2 separate regions of the Homo sapiens genome follow, and region 1 is linked to region 2. Evidence: chromatin contacts called from ENCODE Hi-C or POLR2A ChIA-PET data. All regions are on one chromosome and are shown on one strand. The core of a region is the stretch at or near the end of the contact, and the rest is flanking DNA. Distances in the headings are between cores, read along the strand shown.

The links. A loop is a pair of places that touch in the nucleus more often than their neighbours do. ChIA-PET counts read pairs that join two places held with the same protein, here RNA polymerase II (POLR2A).
Region 1: a loop to region 2 is called in a map of A673, with 2.5 times the contacts of the local background. The contact joins two enhancer-like sites. A Hi-C loop is called at or near these places in 2 of 168 maps with a recorded cell type or tissue (A673 and endothelial cell of hepatic sinusoid). POLR2A ChIA-PET finds 5 or more read pairs at or near these places in 4 of 52 experiments (A549, BJ, Caco-2 and 1 more).

What each region holds. Positions count from the first base shown.
Region 1 is chr17:48,755,390-48,761,538 of GRCh38, reverse strand. No RefSeq gene overlaps it. Among named protein-coding and RNA genes, the nearest start is that of HOXB13, 30 kb to the right of the region's middle. Within about 2 kb of position 4,603, at least 3 of the 41 ENCODE cell types and tissues checked have a DNase peak (open chromatin) inside an H3K27ac peak, as active enhancers do.
Region 2 is chr17:48,668,023-48,674,261 of GRCh38, reverse strand. The region is part of intron 3 of LINC02086 (long intergenic non-protein coding RNA 2086); the gene reads right to left. Among named protein-coding and RNA genes, the nearest start is that of LINC03057, 24 kb to the right of the region's middle. Within about 2 kb of position 2,426, at least 2 of the 41 ENCODE cell types and tissues checked have a DNase peak (open chromatin) inside an H3K27ac peak, as active enhancers do.

The DNA.
Region 1 (6,149 bases), core at 3,354-5,853, 85 kb before region 2:
TGAAGACAAGTGCTTGCTTCACAGTGTTGACCTGGCTTTGCCTTATGGATTTCCAATAGAACGAATTTCTGGCCTCAAGAATGTCAGGGGAACCTGGGATGCTTGAAGCCCACAGTACCCTTCAGGCAAAAGACCTTAATTATCCAAGATATTGAATGGAGACATTAGACTCAAATCATTTGTGTCCAGCTCTGAAACACACATATGTACACGTCATCCCCATGTCAGCCTGGTTTTCAAGGATCCCGGGATAGCGTTCTTTTCTTTTTAGTAAATAGTCAAGGCCCACCTGGATGGCAAAAGAAGCCAAGGCCTGGTTATCCCAGCAGACAAGTAAAAGCTTAATTGCCATCTCAACCTCCACAAGCCCATTCCTGACGCCATTCGGAAGGCTCAAAACAGACTGATGTGAGGCCACTTTTCCCATTGTTCTCATCAGGTTGTCAGAGATCATAGCCTGGCCCAAGCAAAAGATGTAAGACTTGCTGAAAAGGGGCTTCCTGGAATCTCTACATCTCTCCCCTTTTCTTCCTGGTCACGAGTTCCAGCCAGTCGAGATTCCTGAGCTGATAAAAAGGAAGTATCTTAATAAGACGATGCCAGAATTATTTGGCTGTCTGTGGGACATGTGGTGCCAGCACCTTTGCTCCTAGAGACAGGACATGCAATCTGTGCAGTTGCACAGGGTCCTGCACTTAGAAGAGCCCTGTATTTGCCACCATATTGAAATTCTGAATCATTTTTGAACAAGGAACTCTGCGTTTTCATTTTTTAGTGGACCTGCCAAATTTTGTAGCACATCCTGTCTAGAGGCTTTAACAGCTCAAGGTTATCCAACGAGAAGGCACAATATCAGGCTGCCTTCCCAGCCCCACCCACCTCCTGTCTGTTCACTCATAGGGCTGTGCAGAGCACAGTGCTTCTGTGAGACAGAAAAATGCTGTGGCAGTTCCTGCTCCCAAAGAGTGTGCAGTGGAGGAAGGCGGGTCCACAGATAACTAGCCTGAGTTAAGTGCCACTAAAAAAGAGTGTCAGTAGACGAGAAGGAAACACCCTCACACCTAGCTGGGAGGACCAAGTCCACTTCATTGGAGGAGGTGATATTTGAGGTGGCAGGAAAAGACAAATAGGATTTTATTATTTTTATTTTTTAAGATGGAGTGTCATTCTGTCGCCAGGGTGGAGTGCAGTGGCATGATCTCAGCTCACTGCAACCTCTGCCTCCTGGGTTCAAGCTATTCTCCTGCCTCAGCCTCCTGAGTAGCTGGGATTACAGGCGCCCGCCACCATGCCCAGCTAATTTTTGTATTTTTAGTAGAGACAGTTTTCACCATGTTGGCCAGGATGGTCTCGATTTCTTGACTTTGTGATCCTCCCACCTCAGCCTCCCAAAGTGCTGGGATTACAGGCGTGAGCCACCGCACCAGGCTGATAAATAGGATTTTAAAAGGTGGATATAAGATATGGACTGAGGTATAGAGGCCTGGAAGAAACTAAAAACCCTGAACATGATCAAGAGGTAAGGTCTAGGCTGGGCGTGGTGGCTCACGCTTGTAATCCCAGTACTTTGGGAGGCCGAGGTGGGTGAATCACCTGAGGTCAGGAGTTTGAGACCAGCTTGGCCAACATGGCAAAACCCCATCTCTACAAAAAATACAAAAATTAGCCAAGTGTGGTGGCACGCGCCTGTAATCCCAGCTACTCGGGAGGCTTAGGCAGGAGAATTGCTTGAACCCAGGAGACAGAGTTGGCAGTGATCCAAGATCATGCTGCTGCACTCCAGCCAGGGCAACAAGAGTGAAACTCCGTCTCAAAACAAAAACAAAAACAAAAACAAAAAAGTAAGGTCTAGTCCAGTTTGGCTGGATCAGAAAGGAAATTGGGAGATGAAGATGGAAAGATAGATTAAGAGACCATATTGGAAACCCAGTGACCCTTTGTTTATATTGCCATTATTGCACTCCTCATGATAATGAATTTGTGCAGCTGTCTGTCCACTGGAATGTACCATGTCTCTACATCTTTATATTCTCTGCTTTTAGTTTAGTACCTAGGACATAATAGGAATTCAGTAAATATTTGCTGAATGAATAAATATTGCAGAGGATCTAAACTGTTATCCTGGGTAGTGTTTACCTAATTCAGCAGGCAGTGGGAAACTGCTGAAGGTTTTTGAGTAGGAGATTTTATTTAGTGTTAGGAAGATGAATCTAGTAGTAGATGGTGGAGTGGCTTGGCAAGGGGAGGGACCCAAAGGTGGGAGAGGGCTTGGGAGTCTCATACAGTGGTCCAGGATTCAAGCCCTTGCAGCCTCTATCAGGATGGCTGGCTGGGGGAGAGAAAAGGAGGCAGATATACCTCAATAAGCTGGAAGAAAAAAAAAGAGGCAAGTGAGAAAAATATCGTAGAGCTGGGACTTAGCAGCTGACTGTGTGGCAGAGGATAAAGGAACAATAAAGAAGGCTTCAAAGGAACTGAGTCCGCTGAAAGAAATTGGGAACATTAGGAGAAGGAGCTTTGGGAGGATAGAGATCAAGGTATCTGTTCATAAAGCAGTTGGATGAACTCCTGTCCCCAGACAGATTTATGAAAGCAACACTGAAGGAAAAGTTTCCAAGTGCAAAAGTGACGTTTCTGAAGACCAAGTTGTTAAAAATAGCCATCTTGGATGGGGCAGGTTCTCTCATCTCCAGGCTCAGAGATATCTGGGCAATTGTAAAGACCTGTGGTTCTCCCTAGACTTTATTAGTCACTTTGGAGCAAGGGGGAGGTAAACTTGGATTTAAAAAGCTCTGCCTGGCCGAGCGCAGTGGCTCACACCTGTAATCCCAGCACTTTGGGAAGTCGAGGCAGGCGGATCACCTGAGGTTGGGAGTTCGAGACCAGCCTGACCAATATGGAGACACCCCATCTCTACTAAAAATACAAACTTAGCCGGGTGTGATGGCAGGCACCTGTAATCCCAGCTACTCGGGAGGCTGAGGCAGGAGAATCGCTTGAGGCAGAGGTTGCGGTGAGCCAAGATCGCGCCATTGCCCTCCAGCCTGGGCAACAAGAGTGAAACTCCATCTCAAAATAAATAAATAAATAAATAAATAAATAAATAAATAAATAAATAACTTAAATAAAATAAAAATAAAAAGCTGTGCCAGGGAGTTCTGATGCTTAGTCAGGTTTGGGAACCACTTGCCTGGCTTACCCCACACTGGATTAGGCCGCCTCAGACAGCATGGGTAACTCTTACTAGCCTTAAAAGGGTGACTTCAGGCCGAGTGTGTGGCTCACACCTGTAATTCCAGCACTTTGGGAGACTGAGGTGGGAGGATGCTCAAGGAGTTTGAGACTAGCTTAGGCAACATAGAGACTCCGTCTCTACCAAACAACAACAGCAACAAAATTTGCCAGGCATGGTGTTGCACACCTATAGTCCCAGCTACTCGGGAGACTGAGGTGGGAGGATTGCTTGAGCTCAGGAGGCTGAGGCTACAGTGAGCTATGATTGTGCCACTGCACTCCAGCCTGGGTGACAGAGGGAGACCCTGTTTTAAAAAAAAGTGAGTTTAGATTCCAGCTTTCCTTCCACCCTGGCAGAGAGTGTAAGCAAGGCAGACCGGCAGCTGTTGTAGGCTCCCTCCCCACACTCATCCTGTATGATTACATGAACTGAATGTAATCATTCACAACCCTTGCCTTTACAGCTGGCATGTCACTTAGCTTAATTACAGCATGCAGTGGTATTTCAATTCGAGGAATCTAAAAAAGCAATAAAATGAGTTTTGCAAATTGTTAGGAAGGCAATGAAGACCTTGAAACTGCAATTTACTAAGCATTGCTTTCAATTATTTTGCATTCTCCAGCCATGACTGTAAGTTATTCACTAGCAGCCTGGAAAGCCAAGCAGGTAGTGTGTCATGTGGAGGGGATTTCATGTCTTCTGAATGCACACTGTGCTGGGGAGGTGGCTGGAGGTTCTGGGAGTTGCCTTGGCTATGGGAGGGGATGTGATTATTCTGAGCACATGTTCTTCCCATCAGGCACCTGATAATCATGTTTCCTCCAAGACTCTCCTCCAAGACTCTCCAACCGTGGGCTCTGGCTGGTGTGGGGTGACCTTCAGCAAGGGGCTCCCTTCCCCTTTACTCCCGCTATCTACTACTGTCCTCAGAAAGCATGAGGAAAGAAGTGTGGAAAGCAAAGCAAGTCCTTTAAAGATCTAGGGTTAGTGCCTGTTTTTTCTGGCTCTCTGTCTCATTTCTTTTCCTGGCGTACTTCCTGATTCATCTTAGTCCTTGAGTATGTACTTCTTGGGGAGCCATTTGAAAGGGAAAGTCTGTGGCCTCTTTTCACCACCCTGCTTTCTCAAGCATAGGAGTCTTGTGACAATGATAATAAAATAGGACCCCATCCATCTGAGAAAGGGGAAGCAGCAGCAGCAGGAAGTCTCAGCCAGCATGATAAGCAGGAGCAGAATGCCAGCTGCCTTAGCAGCCATGCCAGGCGGGAGAGCAAACACCTAAATCCTGTTGGCAAAGCCAGCAAGACACCATCACGCTGTGGCCAAAGCAAACAGGAGCTGAGACAGGCCCACTGTAATGGATTCTCACTTCCTCCTGGATCTGGCAGAGGGTGAGACTAAGCCAGCTGAACCCACGTGACAGGGCATCAAGTAGCCATGGGGATGCTCATACCCATCCCTGGGCTGGGCCCAAGCTGGACCCTTGCCTTCTTTGCCACGGTCTCTTTTCTTTTCTTTTTTTCTCTTTTCCTTTCTTCCTCATTCTTTCTTTTTTTTTTTACGGGGTCTTGCTTTGTCACCCAGGCTGGAGTGCAGTGTCTAGATCATGGTTCACTGCAGCATTGACCTCCTGGGCTCAGTGATCCTCCCAACTCTCCCCACTGAGGAGCTGGGACTACAGGCATGCACCACCATGTCTGGCTAATTTTATTTTATTTTATTTTATTTTATTTTATTTTATTTTATTTTATTTTTAAGATATAGAGTCTCACTATGTTGCTGAGGCTGGTCTCAAACTCCTGGTCTCAAGGGATCTTCCTGCCTCAGCCTCCTAAAGCGCTAGTATTACAGGCATGATCCAAGCCACCTTGCCTGGCCCCACAGTCTCCTTTCAATTTGGTCCAGGCCAAGGAAAGGCTGATAATGAAAAACCATCGTCACATATATTATGTGGTTGATTCTTCACAGCAGTTCTGTGAGATCAATATTATCCTCATCTTATAGATGTGAACACTGAGGCTTGGGGATATCAAGGACACAGAGCCAGGCCTTAGTCTCAGGCCTCTGACTCAGTGTCTGCTGCCGATCTCATTTCCTCCACCCTTCCACCTCTCCACCCCAAACTCTCCATGTCAATTCCCACAGTCCCTTCATGGGCTGAGCTCCCACAGTCTAAATGGGACTTGAGTTCTTTTTTTTCCATTTCGTAGTTGAGAAGCAAAGACTCCAGAGTGGGGGTGGGGCTGGGGGTATTTTTTGTTTCTAAACCAGAAAACAGCTAGTTGACGTACTTGATTCTGTCTACCACACCCACCAACATGACTGGAGGTCCAGTGAGAAGTATATGTTTACAAATATTTTCAATCACTTTTCTATATCAGCAGCATCCCCCTCTGTTATTAAAACGTGAAAGATCTGAATCAAGACCTCTTGTTTTTAATGCCATAATTTGGTTGTGCTTGGACATAGCCTGAATAGACCCCCTTATGACCTGAAGCTTCTTGGTGTCTCTAGGGCCCAATGTACCATGGAAATTCATATCCCTCACCACCTAGTTTGGAAATTTATATTTATTAATGGAGAAATGCACAGTAGCTATATTCATATCTAAATGAAAGACTGGGCTTCTATTGAGAGAAGAAAAAGCGCTGTTGGATAGGACATTCCCTTCTGGTTCTCCATTTCCCAGCCGATTTGCTGATTATTGAAATGATTTCTCAATCGCTCTGTTGGAAGGGAAAGGACCGGAGAAGGAAAGAGGAACCGTTTATTGGGCTCAGAGCCAATTCACCGGTTCTTTCTTTTTTTTTTTTTTTTCCCCCTGGCCTTTTCATTTGCTCTGCTTCTAGGGACCCTAAAGGAAAATACCATTCAACAGAAGGGGCCGTGGAAACTGTAGGTAGATGGCGTGATT
Region 2 (6,239 bases), core at 1,177-3,676:
ATCTTTTCATGTGCTTCTTGGCATTTGTATATCTTCTTTGGAGAAATGCTTATTCCAGTCATTTGCCCAAATTTAAATTGGGTTATTTGTCTTTTTATTATTAAATTACAAGAGTTCTTATAGGCTGGATGAGGTGGCTCACTCTAATCCCAACACTTTGGATGGCAGAGGTGGGAGTATCGCTTGAGGCCAAGAGTTCAAGACCATCCTGGGCAACATAGTGAGAGCTCGTCTATAAAAAAAATTTTTTTTAGTTATCCAGGCATGGTGGTGCACACCTACAGTCCCAGCTACTCGGGAGACTGAGGTGACAGGATTGCTTGAGCCCACGAGGTGGAAGCTGCAGTGAGCTATGATGATGCCACTGCACTTTAGGCTGGATGACAGAGCAAGACTCTGTCTCAACAACAACAGAAAAACAGCTCTTCTATCTTCTGGATACAAGATCCTTTCCAGATCTATGATTTGCAAAAATTTTCTCCCATTCCGTGATTTATCTTTTAACTTTGATAGGGCCTTGACACTCAAATTTTTAATTTTGATGAAGTCTAATTGATTTATTTTTTCTTCAGTTGATTGTGCTTTTGGTGTTGTATGTAAGAAACCATTGCTTAATCCAAGGTCATAGAGGTTTACACCTATGTTTTTTCTAAGAGTTTTATAGTTTTAGTTCTTATCTTTAGGTCTTTGATTCGTTTTGAGTTAATTTTTGTAGACAATAAAAGATAGGAGTCCAAATTCATTCTTTTGCATGTGGCTATCCAGATGTCCCAGCACTATTTGTGGGGAAAAAAACTTATTTCCTTATTTAATTGTCTTGATACCTTGACCGTAAACATACAGGTTTATTTCTGGACTCTCAATTCTATTCCATTGATGTACATGTTGATCCTTATGCCAGTACCACATTGTTTTCATTACTGTAGCTTTTGAACTTGGAAAGTGTAAGTTCTCCAACTTTTTTTTTTTTTTTTTTTTGAGACAAGGTCTTGCTCTTTTGCCTAGGCTGGAGTGCAGTGGTGCTATCTTGGCTCACTGCAGCCTCAACCTCCCTGGGCTCAGGTGATCCTCCCACCTCAGCCTCCTGAGTAGCTGGGACCACAGGCGAGCACCACCACACCAGGCTAATTTTTGTATTTTTTTCGTAGAAACTTTTTTTTTTGTAGAAATTTTTTGTATTTTTACCATGTTGCCCAGGCTGGTATTGAACTCTTGGGCTCAAGCAATCCACACGCCTTGGCCTCCCAAAATGCTGGGATTACAAGCATGAGCCACCGCACTGGGCCAAGTTCTCCAACTTTGTTCTTTTTCAAGATTGTTGTGGCTGGATAATATCAACTTTAACATTAACCTTTTTTTCATGCCAGGTGATGAGTACATGGGTGTTTGTTGTATCATTCTCTTCACTTTTCAGTACTAACAATGTATTAATAGAAAGGATGACATCTAGGTGTATAGCAATTAAATGACTTAAATGAGTTAATAAATGTAAAACACAGAAAACTATCTGGCCCCCTCCATACTGTTAGTTGCTGTTGTTGTTATTCTTTTAAGTGAAAATTTTTAAAAGCATCTTTTGCTGCTAGACTATCTGGGTTCAAATACTGGTCCTGTCACTCCCTAATGGTGTGATCTTGGGCCAGTTATCAAACCTTACCAAGTTCTAATCTGTAGAATGTGGATAATAGCCTTAGTCTCAGAGAGTTGTTGTGGGGATTAAATGAGATAAAGACACAATTAAATCAGATAATGGAGATCATAGGAGATGCTTGAACCCAGTAGGTGCTAACCTATTATTTGCCTTCCTACAAGTCTGCAGGGAGCGATCAACTTAGTGAAAAGCCTAGAAATCATTCCACAGGAAGGACATGAAAAAAATGGAGCATGAAGCTGTTTTTAAATATCCAAAAGCCGGATGTGGAAGATCTTTTCTGTGTACCCCAGAGAGTGCCAGGGCTCCTGAATTTCAGGAAGCCATTCTGGCCAATCCTCCCCAGCCCCCACTCTTCTGGGAGCGCCCTTAATGGTCTGTGGTCATCGTGCCAGCACTTGCCAATTTGTAATTATAATTATTTAGGTCTCAGACGCCTCCATCGGTTGGTCCCATTCCATAAATATTTACAAAGCGCTCACTGTCTGCCAGACACTATGTGTGCTAGACCCTGGGGCTCATGGGTGAATGAGACACTGCTGGAATCCTCCAAGTCACAGTCCGGCAGAACGCCAATTGGTGAAAGTTTGAAGGAGCCACATTTCTGCTCCATATAGCCTCTTGCAGTCTCCTCCTACTTCCGTAAAAAGCCTTTAGTTTCAGAACCAAGGCAGCAGCCAGTTCTCCCCAGTAAATTACCAGACCCAAAGAGAGAGTTTCAGAACCGGCAGTCGAAGCGCTTCCTGGCAGAGGTCCCGGGCCTGGAAACACTCGGCTTTCTGAGCGAGGAGCACCCTCTAGTGTCTGTCCACGGTAAGGCGGGTCCAACGTAAAACCTTTCAAAGATCCCTATTTATTGCAAAGAATTTCTTTCCTTATTTGAGCGCTGCTCATGGCTAAGCTGCTTTCAGGTCTCCGCTGTAAGACAACAACATTGACAGTTTAAAAAATAATAAATAGGTCGGGCGCGGTGGCTCACGCCTGTAATCCCAGCACTGTGGGAGGCCGAGGCGGGCGGATCACGAGGTCAGGAGATCGAGACCAACCTGGCTAACACGGTGAAACCCCATCTCTACTAAAAATACAAAAAATTAGCCGGGAGTGGTGGCAGGCGCCTGTAGTCCCAGCTACTCGGGAGGCTGAGTCAGGAGAATGGCGTGAACCAGGGAGGCGGAGCTTGCAGTGAGCCACTGCACTCCAGCCTGGGCGACAGAGCAAGACTCCGTCACTAAATACATAGTTAAATAAATAAATAAATAAATAAATAAATAAATAAATAAAAATAGTTGCCAACATCTTTTGAGCACTTACTATGTGCCAGGCCTTGTGTTAATTTGTCTTACATGGCTTACCCAGAGGCAGTTACTATTAAGATGATGATGTCCCAGATATTGATAAAGAAACTGAGGCAGGTGGGGCAGCCAGCTCAAGCGGTCAGACTCCATAACCATGCGCTTAATTTTTTGGTTTACTGTCAAAGAGAAGCAACAACCATGGGCAATACCAAGATAGTTCTAGTCAAATTTCTCCTGATTATTTGGGAGAACTGTAATTTAACTAAATCCAGCAGATTTATGTCAAAATATCAAATATGGAATGATGATGAGCCTTTCTCATGTTCATACTGAAGGGAATAGAAAGAAAAAAATCTAGACTAGGGTTTTCAAACTGTGGGTTGAACTTATTGATGAGTTGGATAAACAATTTAGTGGATTTTTACTAGCACTATAGAAATTGAAATAGCCGGGCGAGGTGGCTCATGTCTGCAATCCCGGTACTTTGGGAGGAGGCCAAGGTGGGCAGATTGCTTGAGCTCAAGAGCTCAAGACCAGCCTGGGCAACATGGCGAAACCCCATCCCTACAAAAACAACAACAACAAAAAATTAGCTGGGCATGGTGGTGTGTGCCTGTAGTCCCAGCTACTTGGGGGGCAGAGGTGGAAGGACTGCTTGAGCCCAGGAAGTTGAGGCTTCAGTAAGCCGTGTTTGCACCAGTGCACTCCAGCTTGGGTGAAAGAGAATGACCATGAAAAAAAAGAAAAAGAAAAAGAAAGAAACAGAGAGAGAAAGAAGAAGGAAAGAAAGAAAGAAAAAGAAGAAAGAAAGAAACTGAAATACACTCATGTGCCATTTAACAAGAGGGAAACATTCTGAGAAATGCATTGCTAGGCGACTTTATCATTGTGATAACATCAGAGTATACTTACACAAACCTAGATGGTATAACCCACTAGACACCTAAGTTATATGGTGTAGCCTGTCGCTCCTAGGCTACAGACTCATCCAGCATGATGAGTACTGTATACTGAATGCTGTAGGCAACTGTAACACAGTGGTGTTTGTGTATCTAAACATAGAAATGGTACAGTGAAAATACGGTATTATAATCTTTTTTATCTTTAAGATGGAGTTTTGCTCTTGTTGCCCAGCCTGGAGTGCAATGGCAGGGTCTAGGCTCACTGCAACTTCCGCCTCCCGGGTTCAAGTGATTCTCTTGCCTCAGCCTCCCGAGTAGCTGGGATGACAGGCGCACGCTACCAAGCCCAGCTAATTTTTGTATTTTTAGTAGAGACAGGGTTTCTCCACGTTGACCAGGCTGGTCTTGAACTCCTGACCTCAGGTTATCCGCCTGCCTAGGCCTCCCAAAGTGCTGGGATTACAGGCGTGAGCCACTGTGCCTGGCCTGGTATTATAATCTTATAGGATGACTACCATATATGTGGTTCATTGTTGACCCAAACATTGTTATGTATCACATGACAGCATAACAAATCAGGACTATATGAGCATGCATAACGAGGCAGTACATATTCTCCTGCCCCACCCGCCTCTCTCTGTCTCTCTTCACGCACACATGATGCATGATATATATTTAAGTGACTCAAATCTTCCATCCAGAAACCTTTCGGGAGGGTTCCACCTGGCAGCCCACTCCTATCCTGAGGTTACTGACTGCTTTAGGCAGTTTGAGCTGCCATAGCAAAAGCACCCTAGACTGGGCAGCTTAAACCACAAACACTTCTCAGAGTTCTAGAGGCTGAGAAGGACAAGGTGAAGGCGCTGGCAGATTTGGTGTCTGGTGAAGCCTGCTTCCTGGGTCGTAGATGGTCATCTTCTCAGTATCCTCACATGGCAGATGGGTGAGGGAGCCCTCTGGAGTCTCTTTTATGAAGGCTCTAATCCCATTCATGAAGGCTCATGACCTAATTACCTCTCAAAGGCCTCACCTCCAAATACCATCACATTGGAGATTCTATTTCAACATATACATTTTGGAGAGAGATAAATGTTCGGTCTACAACATTGATGAAGCACTATATCGCTTGCATCTTGTCTTTCAGCCAGGGCAAGAACAAGCTTTCCCACCCAGCACAGTGCTGTGGAAGTGTGGATGCTTTGCTGATTGGGTTGGAGGCATGCTGAGCCCCTGTCCTGTCACTCTCCTGTGCCCCAGCAGCTCCCCAGTTGCTCCACTGATCCACCATCATTTCTCCATAATTCTGTATGCACTAGTTCTCCACACATATATGAGCCTTTACTTATCGTTTAATATCCACTTGACCAGGTGAAATTATCATGATGAATGTGAAATATTCATAAAATGATAAAAAAAGTGATTATGTGCTTTTTTCTGTGGTGAGGTTCTGTAGCTTAGGTAAGATTCTCAAAGGAGTCTGTGACCCCCAAAGTATTAAGAATTAACCACTACAGGCCGGGCGCAGTGGCTCGCACCTGTAATCCCAGCACTTTGGGAGGCCAAGGCAGGCAGATCACAAGGTCAGGAGATCGAGACCATCATGGCTATCACAGTGAAACCCCGTCTCTACCAAAAATACAAAAAAAATTAGCTGGGCATGGTGGCGGGCGCCTATAGTCCCAGCTGCTGGGGAAGCTGAGGCAGGAGAATGGTGAACCCGGGAGGCGGAACTTGCAGTGAGCCGAGATCGTGCCACTGCACTCCAGCCTGGGCGACAGAGTGAGACTCTGTCTCAAAAAAAAAAAAAAAAAAAAAAAAGAATTAACCACTCCATTTGTCTGGAAGCCCCACAGGGCCAGGATCTATTTCTCTTATTCATCTGTTATTTCTCTGTCATGTGTTTCGAGCTGACAAACACAGTAGATACTCGAACACCGCTAGTCCCTAAACACTTCTGCCGTCACAACCTTTATTCAAGTCACTATTTGTCCACCTTGACTACAACAGCAGCTTCCTAAATGGTCTCTATTTCTGCCGTTGCCCCCTAGAAACCATTATTCATACAGCAATGTGATCTTTAAAATCAGATCATGTCACTCTCTTGCTTAAAACCTTTCAGTGACCTCCCGTTACACTTGGAATAAAATCCAAACTTCTCACTCTGACATCCCAGGCCCGGCATCATCTGGGTTCTACCTGGCTCTCCAATCTCATCCTACACCACTCTCCTCTCTTCCTCTGCTCTGGTCACATCTAGCCTGCTTCCTCTTCCTCCAATGTCCCAAGCTCTTTCTTCCCTGGCTTGGTAAAAGATTCTTGGGAAAACCTTCCAGAGACGAAATCATCTTCAAACCAATTAAATATACACTTAAGTAGGTGAAGCCTGTGAAT